Linked DNA regions of Homo sapiens: region 2 is linked to region 1. A link is a contact called in ENCODE Hi-C or POLR2A ChIA-PET data. All regions are on one chromosome and are shown on one strand. Each heading gives the region's core, a stretch centred on a gene start or an enhancer-like site at or near the end of the contact. The rest is flanking DNA. Distances are from core to core; before and after follow the strand shown. Region 1 overlaps LOC107987122 (a long non-coding RNA gene). Region 2 overlaps LOC107987122 (a long non-coding RNA gene).

Region 1 (6,777 bases), core at 2,864-5,363:
TGGAAACATGCAACCTCCCAAGATTTGATCAGGAAGAAACTGAAACACTGAACAGACCTATAATGAGTTCCAAAACTGAAACAGTAATAAAAATCCTACCAACCACAAAAAGCCCTGGATCAAATGGATTCATAGTCATATTCTACCAGACATACAAAGAAGAGCTGGTACCAATTCTATTGAAACTAGTTCAAAAAATTGAGGAGGAGGGACTCTTCCATAACTCATTCTATGAAGCCAGAATCATCCTGATATAAAAACCTAGCAAAGACATGATGAAAAAAGAAAACTACAGGCCAATATCCCTGATGAACATAGATTGCAAAAATCCTCAATAAAACACTAGCAAACCAAATCCAGCAGCACATCAAAAAGTTACTTCACCATGATGAAGCAGGCTTTATTCCTGGGATGCAAGGTTGGTTTAACATACACAAATCAATAAATATGATTCCCCATATAAACACAATTAAAATCAAAAGGCATATGATCATTTCAATAGAGGCAGAGAAAGATTTTGATAAAATCCAATATCCCTTCATGATAAAAATCCTCAACAAACTAAGCATTGAAGAAACATCCCTCAAAATAATAAGAGCCATCTATGAGAAACCCACAGCCAATATCATATTGAATGGGCAAAAGGTGGAAGCATTCCTTTTGAATGCTGGAACAAGACAAGAATGCCCATTCTCACCAATCATATTCAACATAGTACTGGAAGTCCTAGCCAGAGCAATCAAGCAAGAGAATGAAATTAAAGGCATTCAAAAAGAAAAAGAAGAAATCTATCTCTTCACTAATGATATGATTCTATACCTAGAAAACTCTAAATACTCCACCAAAAAGCTCCTGGAACTGATAAATGACTTCAGTAAACTTTCAGGATACAAAATCAATGTACAAAAACCAGAAGCATTTCTATACACCAGTAACATTCAAGCTGAGAGCCAATTTAAGAACTCAATGTCATGTATAATAGCCACACACACACACACACACACATAAAAAAAATATCTAGGAGTATTTCTAACCAAGGAGGTGAAAAGTCTCTACGAGCAGAACTACAAAACACTGCTTAAATGAATCATAGAAAGCAACAAATGAAAATGACACAAACAAATGGAAAAAACATTTCATGCTCATGGATTGGAAGAATCACTATCATCAAAATGGCCAAATTGCCCAAAGCAATCTACAGATTCAATGCTATTCCTATCAAACTACCAATGTCATTTTTCAAAGAATTAGAAAAAAATATTCTAAAATTCATATGGAACCGGAAAAAAAACTCAAATAGCTAAACCAATCCTAAGCAAAAAGAACCAAGCTAGCAGTATCACATTAACTGACTTCAAACTATACTACAGGGCTACAGCAACCAAAACCTCATGGCACTAGTACAAAAATAGGCACATAAACCAGTGGAATAGAATAGAGAACCCCGAAATAAAGCCACACACCTACAACCATCTTATTGTTAATAAAGTCAACAAAAATAAGTAACAAAGAAAGGACTCCCTATTTAATAAATGGTACTGGGATAACTGGCTAGTCATATGTAGAAGATTAAAACTGGACACGTACCTCTCACTGTATACAAAAATTAACTTAAGATGGATTAAAGATTTAAATGTGAGACCTCAAACTATAACAATTCTAGAAGAAAACCTGGGAAATAACCTTATTGACATCAGCATTGGCAAAGAATTTATGGCTAAGTCCCCAAAAATCAATTGCAATAAAAAACAAAAATTGACCTCATTAAACTAAAGAGCGTCTGCATAGCAAAATAAACTAGCAACAGAGTAAACAGGCAATCTACAGAACAGGATAAAATATTTGCAAACTATACAGCTAACAAAGGTTTGATATCCAGAATCTATAAGGAAGTTAAACAATTCAACAAGCAAAAAACAAATAATCCCATTTAAAAATTGGCAAAGGACATGAACAGACACTTCTCAAAAGAAGACACACAAGTGGGTGACAAAGATATGAAAACATGTTCATCATCACTAATCATCAGAGAAATTCAAATCAAAACCACGATTAGATACTATCTCAACCAGTCAAAATGGCTATTCTTCTTCTTCTTTTTTTTTTTTTGACAGAGTCTCACTCTCTCACAGAATGGCTGGCTACTCTTATTAAAAGTAAAAAAATAACAGATATTGGCAAGACTGTGGAGAAAAAGGAATGCTTATACACTGTTGATAGGAATGTAAATTAGTTCAGCAAGTTCAGCAACTGTGGAAAGCAGTTCAAAGATTTCTCAAATAATTTAAAACAGAAATACCATTCTACCCAGCAATGTCTTTACTGGGTATATATCCAAAAAGACCCATGCATTCATACATTCTACCAAAAAGACACATGCACCTTACGTTCATCATAGCACTATTTACAACAGCAAAGATATGGAATCAACACAGGTGCCCAACAATGGTGGACTGCATAAAGAAAATGTGGCACATATATGCCATGGAATACTATGTAGCCATAAAAAAGAAGGAAGTCACTTCCTTTGCAGCAACATGGTTGCAGCTGGAGGCCATTATCCTAAGTGAATTAATGCAGAAACAGAAAACTAAATACCACATGTTCTCACTTATAAATGGAAGCTACACGTTGAGTACACATGGACATAAAGATGGGAACAATAGACACTGGGAACTACAAGAGGAGGTAGAGAGGGAGCAAGGGATTGAGGGACTACCTAATGGGTACTATGGTCACTACCTGGATGTGGAGTTCAATCATACCGCAGACTTTAGTATCACACAATATACCCTGTGGCAAACCTGCATATGTACCCCCGAATCCAAAATAAAAGTTTTAAAAAAAAAAAGTGTGCAGGAGGAGTGTGGGGGGAGAGGAGGAGAGTACAGGAAAAGAGGAAAGTACAATGGGAAAGGAGGGGAGGGGAAGAGAAAGGAGGGAAGGGAAGGGAAAGGAAAGGTGGATAAGGGAAGACAAAAGAAAAGGTGAGGAGAACATGGAGGTTCATACAAGGTTGTAAGGGCATAGAAGCAGTGTACATCATTGCAGCCTACATTCTATTGGCTACAAATCAATCTTATGACCCATCTTGGTTTCAAATATTGGAATCAGGACCAGAACCCATGTCCCCAGAGCTGGTCCAGGTGCTGGTCACACACAATATGATGCCTGGCCTGGGGGCCTCATGCCCACTCCTCTTACCCACCCCACACACTTGCCTTACCATATGCACCACGCAGATGAACTGCCATAGTTCCCACCTCAGTCACCTCTGCAAGAATGCCTTGATTTTGCCAAACACTTGATATTTGGCATGAGGAGCTATAACATCCAGATGGAGGTATCTTTGCTCTCAATTCATAGAGGCAGAGAAAGTCATGATTCTAGACCAAACTCTTCATTTCACCAGTGAGGAAACTGAGGACAAAGCAGGATCCCCATCCGGGGACCAGCCCAAGGAGACACGCCTACAAAGCCGCAGCACTGGGCAGCAGAGCCAGGTCATCAGGCTCACCACTGGGACCACCCATCAGGAGGCTATGACCACGGTTAAGTTCTTAGAGAAAAACAACTCAAAGAGAAGACTTTTAGGCCTCCGGGAAGGAATTATCTGGGAGAAAGAAGCCTTCCAAGAGCCCTTAAATGATTCTGCATGGCCTGCTCAGTTAGTTCAATGGCTCTCAGTCTTTCTGCCTCTGTTGTGGCACACTCATGATAAGGCACAATTCTGGATTCAGCTAAAATCCAGGAAGAGCTTTCTTATTGAAGAAAGTAAATGAAATATAATAAGGGTGAAATTAGCACAATGACTTTGAACCTACCCTGATCTATATTTTCAAGCGAAAAACTTTCACATTTTTTCTCTATTTTTTTTTTTCCTTTAACAAGTTAGTTCCATCTCTTACCCTGGTCCAAGCCCCTAAGTGGAGTGGGAGCTTGGCTCAGCATCCCTGCTGTATGAACCCACATCCAACCCACCCTCAGGAAGGCTCGTCCCTGCAGGGAAGCCAGACTTAGGAGGCTCGTGCCTATCTCTCAGGCTCCAGTTCCACTTGGCAGGGGCTTTCTGGCCTGCCTCTGTTCTGAGATGGCACCGAGATAATGCAGAAACCAGCACAATGCTGACAGCCTGCCCCATGTTTACAGTACATCTCAGCAATGTTCCCTAATGCTCATGTAAACAGACTGCATGGCCCAGACTTAGCGGCTCCAAGCACTCTGGCAGGGGCCCAGCAGGACTGCCACGTAAAACCCACTTCCCACACCTGAGCTTCTTGACCAGCCAAGGGCAACTCCTTAGAGAAGAGGCTTGTAGAGCTGAAAGGCACCCCACAGACCTCATGGCTATGCAAACATGCAGCCAATATGTAATTATCAGAACGCTGTCATGGACTATGCCTGAGCTGAACAAAAAGACACACTTGGCTTTAGTCTTCATGGAGCACCCAGTCTGGTGGGGAAAACAGGCCACTGCCATGCAGTGCCACCATGGTGGCCACATCAGGGCTGGGAAGAGGACACCATCCTCAATCTTGACTGAGAAGGCGCTTTCTAAACACTGGTCCCTCCATTTCCTAAGCTCCCCCTATGAACCCAGTGTGTCCGGAATTGGTGGGTTCTTAGTCTCACTGACTTCAAGAGTGAAGCCGCGGACCCTCGCGGTGAGTGTTACAGCTCTTAAGGTGGCGCGTCTGGAGTTTGTTCCTTCTGATGTTCAGATGTGTTCGGAGTTTCTTCCTTCTGGTGGGTTCCTGGTCTCACTGGCTCAGGAGTGAAGCTGCAGACCTTCGCGGTGAGTGTTACAGCTCTTAAGGCAACGCGTCTGGAGTTGTTCGTTCCTCCCGGTGGGCTCGTGGTCTCGCTGGGCTCAGGAATGAAGCTGCAGATCTTCGCTGTGAGTGTTACAGCTCATAAAAGCAGCGTGGACCCAAAGAGTGAGCAGTAGCAGGATTTATTGCAAACAGCAAAAGAACAAAGCTTCCACAGTGTGGAAGGGGACCCGAGTGGGTTGCCAATGTTGGCTAGGGCAGCCTGCTTTTATTCTCTTATCTGGCCCCACCCACATCCTGCTGATTGGTAGAGCCCAGTGGCCTGTTTTGTCAGGTCGCTGATTGGTGCGTTTACAATCCCTGAGCTAGATACAAAGGTTCTCCACGTCCCCATCAGATTAGTTACAGAGTTTCGACACACAGGTTCTCCAAGGCCCCACCAGAGCAGCTAGATACAGAGTGTCGATTGGTGCATTCACAAACCTTGAGCTAAACACAGGGTGCTGATTGGTGTATTTACAATCCCTGAGCTAGATATAAAGGTTCTCCACATCCTCACCAGAGCAGCTAGATACAGAGTGTCGATTGGTGCACTCACAAACCTTGGGCTAAACACAGGGTGCTGATTGGTGTATTTACACTCCCTGAGCTAGATATAAAGACTCTCCACGTCCCCACCAGACTCAGGAGCCCAGCTGGCTTCACCTAGTGGATCCCGCACCGGGGCTGCAGTTGGAGCTGCCTGCCAGTCCTGCGCCGTGAGCTCCCATTCCTCAGCCCTTGGGTGGTCGATGGGACTGGGCGCCATGGAACAGGGGGTGGTGCTCGTCTGGGAGGCTCGGGCCGCACCGGAGCCCATGGAGTGGGTGGGAGGCTCAGGCATGGCGGGCTGCAGGTCCCGAGCCCTGCCCCGTGGGAAGGCAGCTAAGGCCCAGCGAGAAATCGAGCGCAGCACCGGTGGGCCAGCACTGCTGAGGGACTCAGTACACCCTCCGCAGCCACTGGCCCAGGTGCTAAGTCCCCCATTGTCCGGGGCCAGCAGGGCTGGCTGGCTGCTCCGAGTGCCGGGCCCACCAAGCCCACGCCCACCCGGAACTCCAGCTGGCCCGCAAGCGCCGCACGCAGCCCCGGTTCCCGCTCGTGCCTCTCCCTCCACACCTCCCTGCAAGCTGAGGGAGTGGGCTCCAGCCTTGGCCAGCCCAGAAAGGGGCTCCCACAGTGCAGTGGTGGGCTGAAGGGCTCCTCAAATGCTGCCAAATTGGGAGCCCAGGCAGAGGAGGTGCCAAGAGCAAGTGAGGGCTCTGAGGACTGCCAGCACGCTGTCACCTCTCACCAACATGGAGATGAGCACTGGAAACAGCCCAGTAAATAAGACACAAGTCACCTGACATCTTTTTTGTGTGTTTTTCCTACTAACAATGCTCCCTTCTGTGTTAGTTGGCAAGTACTACCATGACAAAATACCATAGACTGGGTGGTTTAAACTGAAAATATTTTCTCATAGTTCTGAGGCTGGAAGTTCTGAGGCTGGAAGTGTCAGCAGCCTTGGTTTCTTCTGAGACCTTTCTCCCTGGCGGGTAGATGTCCACCTTTTCCCTGTGTCTTCACATGGCCTTTTGTCTTTTGCCCGAGCACCTCAGGTACCTCTTCCTCTTCTTATAAGAACATCAGTCAGATAGGATTATGGCCCACTCTAGCAGCCTCATTTCAACTGTATTGCATCTTTAACTGCCCTATCTCCAAATACAATCACCTTGAGGAGTGAATTTGAGGGGAAGATAATTCTGTCTATAACACATTCTATGTCTAGAATATGTTGCATTTTGAAGTTAAGAGAACATGTAACAACTTGTAAAAATGTGGGCTTTGGGGACAGGCAAACATGGGTATGACTTTTAGATCTGTCACTTACCTTCTGCCTGATTTCGGATGAGTACCTTACGGAGCCTCAGTTTTACTCATCTGTAAATTGAAGTAATAATGTGTGCATTACAAGTGTCTTGAA
Region 2 (6,969 bases), core at 2,801-5,300, 95 kb after region 1:
AGACGTTAGAAAACCTAACTTCCTTAGGCTGGCAGAGCACAGGACATGTAATAGACATTCAGTAAACCAAGCCCCCTTCCACTCTTACAGTAATTGTATTAGTACAGGCTACTTGGTCTTTTACTCCTATAAGTCAAGCTAAACAGGTCAAGTACTAGCAGACTGATGTTGAAGTGAGAGCTTTAGGTACAAGTCCAGCTTCCCTTCTTAATGCCTTTGTGACCTTGGATAAATTGCTGAGCCTCAGTTTCCTTATCTGTGAAATGAGACTGATGTCACATACCCCAGAGGGTCCCAGTACACATTAAAAGAGACTGAGTGTATAATGCATTTAGCACAGAACCTCGTCCATAAGAAGTGCTAGGTACATGAAAACTAAAATGAACAGCATTCACATCCGTTTCTGTTGCCCGCATTTTATAATTCAGTAAAATCAAACCAACCACTTCCATTGACTCGGACCATGAGTGTTTAGAGACTAGACCAGAATTTCAAGGACTTGCAGTCTTCCAGGTGCCAAGTTAACAGATTTTTGTTTTTAAACTATAGGGATTTAGGACTTAATCCACAGGAAATGGGTTTGGCAAGGCACCATAAGAACCAACACAACTTCTAACCCAATTTCTGTCCAGGCCTTTATTCACTGATGCAAAATTAATTTAACAGTCATCTCTGGCTGGGGCAGCTCCAGAAAAAAAGGGTGGTCAGTTCCAAAGCAAAAGATAGAGGGAACGAGCACATTAGACAAAAGTATCAAGATCCAAAAAGATCGGAGCAGGTCTGAGAAACAAGCCAAATCTAACAGGGTGGAATTTAACAGGGACAGATGCACAATAAATGCTGCTTTGGGACAATGGTAAATCCTGTTTCTAGGTCCTGAAAACCAGGCCCATAAACGCAGGGCAGGAGAATTATGCCATTACTGGCGTCAATGCTCAGTTAGCCAATGACAGTCAGATCTTCATGTCCCAGTTACTGTGGAGTCATGGTTGAGATTTGAACTGTGGGGCTAGCCTGCTTTCACCATTTACCAACGAAATTATTTAACTCTCTCTGCCTCTGTATTCTCATCTAGAAAGTAGGGATATACTTGTTTCTAACTTACAGTATTGCTGAGAGAATTAAATGGTATAATGCATGGGTCTGGTCCGAGAGAAGCAAAGAACAATAAAGCAATCCCTCATTAAGGAAGGCACAGTCTAGCAGGAGAGACTGACACATAAGCTATCAGGTGCTATTCAGTGTGCTGAGTCTTTGCCCAAGATGTCATAGAGCAGAGGCTGGCAAATTACAGCCCACTGGCCAAATACAGCCCACTATCTCTTTTTATAAATAAAGTTTTACTGGAACACAGCCACACCCATTCATTTATATATTGTCTATGGCAGCTTTCACACTACAAATGTAGACTTGTGTTGTTGTAACAAGACCTTATAGCCCATGATGCCTAAGTGTTTATCACCTGGCTCCTTACAGGAAAGTTTTGCCAACCCTAGGTATAGAAGAAGAAGTTAACTCTGTCTTAGATGCCAAGAAAGGAGATAATTTTTGATCTTCTAATGTGTATCGAGTTCTCTAATAGGTGAAAATGGCTGGAGGGTAAGGAGATTGATTGGGAAGATGTTGGTCAAATGATACAAAATTTCAGTTAGACAAGAGAAATATGTTTGAGATCTATTGTATACCATAGCAACTATTGTTAATAACAATATATTGTAGTCTTGAAAATCGCTCAGAATAGATTTTAAGTGGTCTCATCACAAAGAATGTTAAGTATATGAGCTAATGTATGTGATAATTAGTTCAATTTAACTATTCCACAATGTATACATATTTTAAAACATCATGTACGTGATACATGTATGTGATAAACACATACAATTTTTATGTGCCGATTTAAAATTAATTAAATCAGTGAACACGTATTAATGAATTTGAGGTTCTATAAGGCTTGATGACTGGCTCAAAGTCACAGATAAGTGTTAGGAGCAGAACTCAAACCTGGACTCCACACTGCACACTCTTTTCACTGTCCCAGGAGCATTAAAGTAACCAGACAGCATATTTATGAAGGGTATTGAAGGGTGAATAGAAGCCTCCCAGGTAGAGTTGATGTCTAAAGAATGAAAGAGGTATCCAAAGATGGTTAAATGAGCAAGAACAAAGTGTCCAAGATGTGAACATATTTTTGAAATGCAAATCGTCGGGTGTGAAGAGATTCTAGAATATGACAGCTGGGAAGGGGGATGGGAAAGAAGAAAAGAGTCCACAGGGTGGGCGATGATTGAGGGAAAGCAAAGAACTGTCCACTTGCTGTCAATGATCTCCCGCAAGGTCTCAGGAACAGCACTCCCACAAAAATGGATTGGGGAGCAATATGTCCGATTACAGACAGTCTGACATCATGGAGCCTAGTTATCTCATTGTACAGATGGCAAAACAGAGGACCGGAGAAAGAGGAAACCTTGCCCTAGGCCACACTGCACGTCGGTAATAGAGAATCCAGGATCCCAAGATTTGAGTCCAGAGATCCTTCCCATCACACCCACGGAAGGGGAGGATTCTGCCAGCAGGGGCCGCTGTGGCCAGCGCGCCTGCGGACTAGGATCCTTGTGCATCTGCAGACAGTTGATGAAGGTCTCTCGTTTCCCTGGGACTGATTAGGTTCAATTGAATTATCCATCTTGTGCCATGGTGTCCCAGACCCATTTCTGAGGGGTCACCACGCTGTTTAGGATGAGCGATGCCGGCTGGAGGCCCGCCAATGCACCTGTGGTATTTTGATAACTTCACATATTGCCAACTTCTTAATTTTAATATACAACTTACAAGCAGGGCAAAGTTTAACTCACTCTAATCAACTGTAAAATGAACTGGGGACTTGCTGTTCCCCTCTAAAGACCTGCGTCTGCATCGTGCTCATCATTAATGGTCGTGGAGCTCTCTGCTTGCCGAGATTGGTTATTAATGAGGGCTGGAATTACGGATTTCAATTAAGTACTTTGCACTGGTCCTGAAATGCAGTGGGATCCACTCTGGGGAAATATAAATGCTGAGATGAAATACAGTCCTGCCTCCCAACCCCCTGTGTCCACAGGTACCATCTTCTCAGCTCCATCTCTTTCTATAAATCTGTGGCAGCACCCTGCAGGACAAAGAGGGTGGGCATTGGGTCCAAGCCTGGGCCACACCATCTGTAGCTTTTTCCTGGAGTCTAGGCTTCCTCAGCTACAGCTTGAGTTTATGGAGGGCTCAGTATGTGTCAGGAGCTGGGAGTATAAACACGAATAAACCTGGTTCCACCAGCTGTCAAGTCTCTCTAAGAATGACTATAAAGGTCAACATTGGTTAATAGGCATTGATTAAGCACCTACTATGTGCAAGGCATTGTTCCTAAACTGATACCTAGGAAATTTTTCTGGGAAATGCTTTGAAATCCAACAGAACTGAGTCTAACTTCTGATCCTGCCTGCTCAACCCATAAGGCCTTGGGCAAGTTGCTTAGCCTCTTTGAAACTCAGTTTTTCCCCCTCTAAAATGGGAACAATAGCATTTTCATTACATGCTTCTAAGGATTAAATATGACAGCCTAAGTGAGGCACCTGGCTTTTCCTGAATGCTCTTTCTTAGACCTTTGTGAGGTTATTTACAACAAGAAGGCAGTTCTTTGCTTTCCTTTAACCATTGCACCCTCCGCTGGATTCTTTCTTGCATCTTAGCATCTCCCTCCCATGCTGTTATAAGTATTTAATAAAAAGCCATTACTATTATTGCCCATCTCCAGATCTTTACTGATCATCTACCATGTTCTCAGACCTAAACTAGGCGCATTGGGAAAATGCCTCATCACATGATTAGATAAGAATTTGTTCTCAAGCAATTTAATCTCTAGTTTCAAAAGCAGGAATAACACAAGTTGAGAAGAATTCTGTATCTGTAACTAATTAAGATTGCTGGTGCCTGGTTGAGAGAAGGGGAGAGGTGGCTAACGCAGACTGGGAAACTCAGGACACTGATCTTGATAGAGAGGTGAAGCGACCAACCAGAGAGCAGGGCTCCTGGGCCACGAGGCTGGGTGATGTGAGAGGACAAGGAAGCCTGTTCTTGATTGGCTTGCAGGACACCCACGGAAAAGCCATGGGAGCTGTAGCATAATCTGTGGTGTGGTGTGGCAAAGAAAGCTCTGGATGCTCCCAGCTCTCCTATGTGACCTAAGCAAGTCTCTTTTCATGTGGGGTCTCAGTTTCTCCATCTACAAAATGGGGAGAATTAATCCAACTTCTTTGTGGGCTTATTGTGAGGATTACATGAAATACAGAGTGTGAAAATGTTTTGAAAACTCTAAAACCTGTGGGCACATGGAGAAGCAGACAAGCATCACAGGAGTCAGGATGAAACCAGACAAGGCAGTGAACACACACACAGTCAGTGACTTGAGATCTTCTTCCTTGGGTGTGTGACCCCAAGAACATTCACCTTGGTCCGGGCTGCTGGCTGCAGCTTCAGACCCTGGCTGCCTCCCCTCGGGCTGGGCAGCATTTGGATCCCTGCTCACAGCCTCAGGCTGCTTCACATTCCAGACGTGCCACTTCCTCCCTCATGCTGTGACGAAGAAAACCACAAACAGATTTCCCATTAACTCATGAAAGCCTTGCTGCCTGGAAAGCAAAGCCTCCTGCTAGTCCTCAGCACTTTCCCAGGGGAGTATGGGAGAAGGCAGGTGGGGGAGACAAGGGCTAAAGGGGAGAGCACAATGCCAGCTCAATTGTCATACTTGGAGGGGACAAACAGCCAAGACCAAAAACCCAAGAAGAAACAGGAGGCAGCGTGATTCTCCTGTGCCAACTAAGTGCTGTGCTACCTCTGTATAATGACTTAACCTCTCTGAGCCTCAGATCCTAAAAAAACAAATTGTGCAAGAATATACTTCAAAAAGAATTTAAAAGCCATTGGCCATTTTCCTGCTGTCTTAACATTTACAACTGACATACAGAGAAGAATTTTGAAGTTATTAAAGCTTATCTATATCTATTCTCATAATCAATCTTCAGAGCAAACTTGGGAGTAAAATAACAGAAGTTCATTTGCACACTTTAGAGATTAGAAAATCCAGGCTCAGAGAGACAGTCCCCCTCTGTCAGTAGAAGAACTGGGTCACCTGACATCTCACCATATTCTTCAACGTCTTTGCCTCTCTCCCCTGAAAGAAGACTCTTTCTGGACCATAACATGCATAATGGTATGAACAACACTTAATTTGCAGCGCAAAGGCTGAGATTCTTTTTTCTTTTCTTTTTTTTTTTTTTTTTTTTTTCCCCAAGACAAAGTCTCACTCTGTCGCCCAGGCTAGAGTGCAGTAGTACAATCTCAGCTCACTGCAACCTCCACCGCCCCAGTTCAAGCAATTCTCCTGCCTCTGCCTCCCAAGTTGCTGGGATTACAGGCATGCACCACCATACCCAGCTAATTTTTTTTTAATTTTTAGTAGAGACAGGGTTTCACCATGTTGGCCAGGCTGGTCTTGAACTCCTGACCTCATGATCTGCCCGCCTCAGCCTCCCAAAGTGCTGGGATTACAGGCATGAGCCACTGCACCAGGCAAGGCTGAGATTCTTAGAGGTCAATCATCCCCCTGTCTCCACACCACCTCAGGTAAAAGACCTGGAAACTTAGAGAGATCTCAGCTACCAGACTGATGACTTTAATGCTATGAGGATACTTTGTTATTGGACATCTCTTTGGAATTGCTTTTCCTGGTTTCTCTTATGGGCAAAGAGTTTGCAGCATAGGATTACTTTTTATTGATAACCCAGAGAGGGGGCCTGTGAGAAAATGAAAAGTCTGTGCACTTGCTCAGGGCCAAATGGATTGAGCCTGATTTTGAAAATGCTTAGGATCCCTTTACTAGGATGGCGGATGAGCAAGAAAAAGAAGGAAGATTCACACCTCTTTAATCCCATCAGTGCCATAGCTGTTGTGGCTTGAACTGCATTCCCAAAAAAGATATGTTGAAGTCCTAACCCCTGATATTTGTGAATGTGATCTTATTTGGAAATAGGATTTTTGCAAATGCAATCAATATAAGATGAGGTTATACTGCAGTAGGGTAGACCCTACTCCAGTGACTGGTGTCCTTATAAAAAGAGGAAAATTTGGTCACAGAGATATGTGCAGAAAGAATGCCATATGATGATGGAGGCAGAGATTACAGTGATGTGTTTTCAACCAAGGAAGAGCAAGTATTGCCAGCAACCACCAAAGCTAGAAAGAGGCAAGGAAAGATTGTCCCCTAGAGCCCTCAGGAGGAGAATGGCCCCACAGGCACCTTGATTTTGGACTTCTAACCTTCAGAACTATAAGAATTAATTTCTGTTGTTTTGAGCCACCCAGTTTGTACTTTATTTATAGCAGCCCCAGGAAACTAATGCAATAGCATTGGCAGAACAGAAAATGAGTGGCATGTGTTACAACCACCAGAATCCACCTCCCCATGATGCTCTGGCCCTTCTGACTGGCAAAGCCTTTGTGGATTTTGTTGCCAATGTGGTCTATCCCGTGTCTTAGAGATCACACCAAGGCTCATCCCAGTCCAATGCAGAAAAAGTTTATGTAAACATTGTATAAGTATTAATTTTAGCGACTTCTAAATCTCTTCCCAATTTTGAGTGACTTCTAAATCTCTTCCCGATTTTTCCACCTGCCACCTTCCACCTTTCCAATCTCTTCCTGATTTTTTCACCTTTCCACCTTCCAAAAAACTATCTTAACCACCCACATTCACCCAATCATCCACCCATAGGTTAATCATATATTAATATAATATGTCCTACACAGTAGGACACAAAAGTGAAGGTGATAACAAGTCCTGTGATCATAGGAAGTTTAGATTCTTAGTGGCAGAAGCTATGGGAAGAAACATAAAATAAACATGTAATCTGATGAAGAAACAAGTTCAAATATTGAAAAGTG

The links. A loop is a pair of places that touch in the nucleus more often than their neighbours do. ChIA-PET counts read pairs that join two places held with the same protein, here RNA polymerase II (POLR2A).
Region 2: a loop to region 1 is called in a map of prostate gland, with 3 times the contacts of the local background. The contact joins two enhancer-like sites. A Hi-C loop is called at or near these places in 2 of 168 maps with a recorded cell type or tissue (esophagus muscularis mucosa and prostate gland). POLR2A ChIA-PET finds 5 or more read pairs at or near these places in 1 of 52 experiments (OCI-LY7).

What each region holds. Positions count from the first base shown.
Region 1 is chr9:119,864,743-119,871,519 of GRCh38, forward strand. LOC107987122 (a long non-coding RNA gene) reads right to left here. Exons shown (of 3, transcript XR_001746919.2): 3 at 2,952-6,734. Among named protein-coding and RNA genes, the nearest start is that of LINC01613, 67 kb to the right of the region's middle. Within about 2 kb of position 4,114, at least 2 of the 41 ENCODE cell types and tissues checked have a DNase peak (open chromatin) inside an H3K27ac peak, as active enhancers do.
Region 2 is chr9:119,959,406-119,966,374 of GRCh38, forward strand. The region is part of intron 1 of LOC107987122 (a long non-coding RNA gene); the gene reads right to left. Among named protein-coding and RNA genes, the nearest start is that of LINC01613, 28 kb to the left of the region's middle. RefSeq lists enhancers at 3,702-4,299, 4,300-4,895. Within about 2 kb of position 4,051, at least 7 of the 41 ENCODE cell types and tissues checked have a DNase peak (open chromatin) inside an H3K27ac peak, as active enhancers do.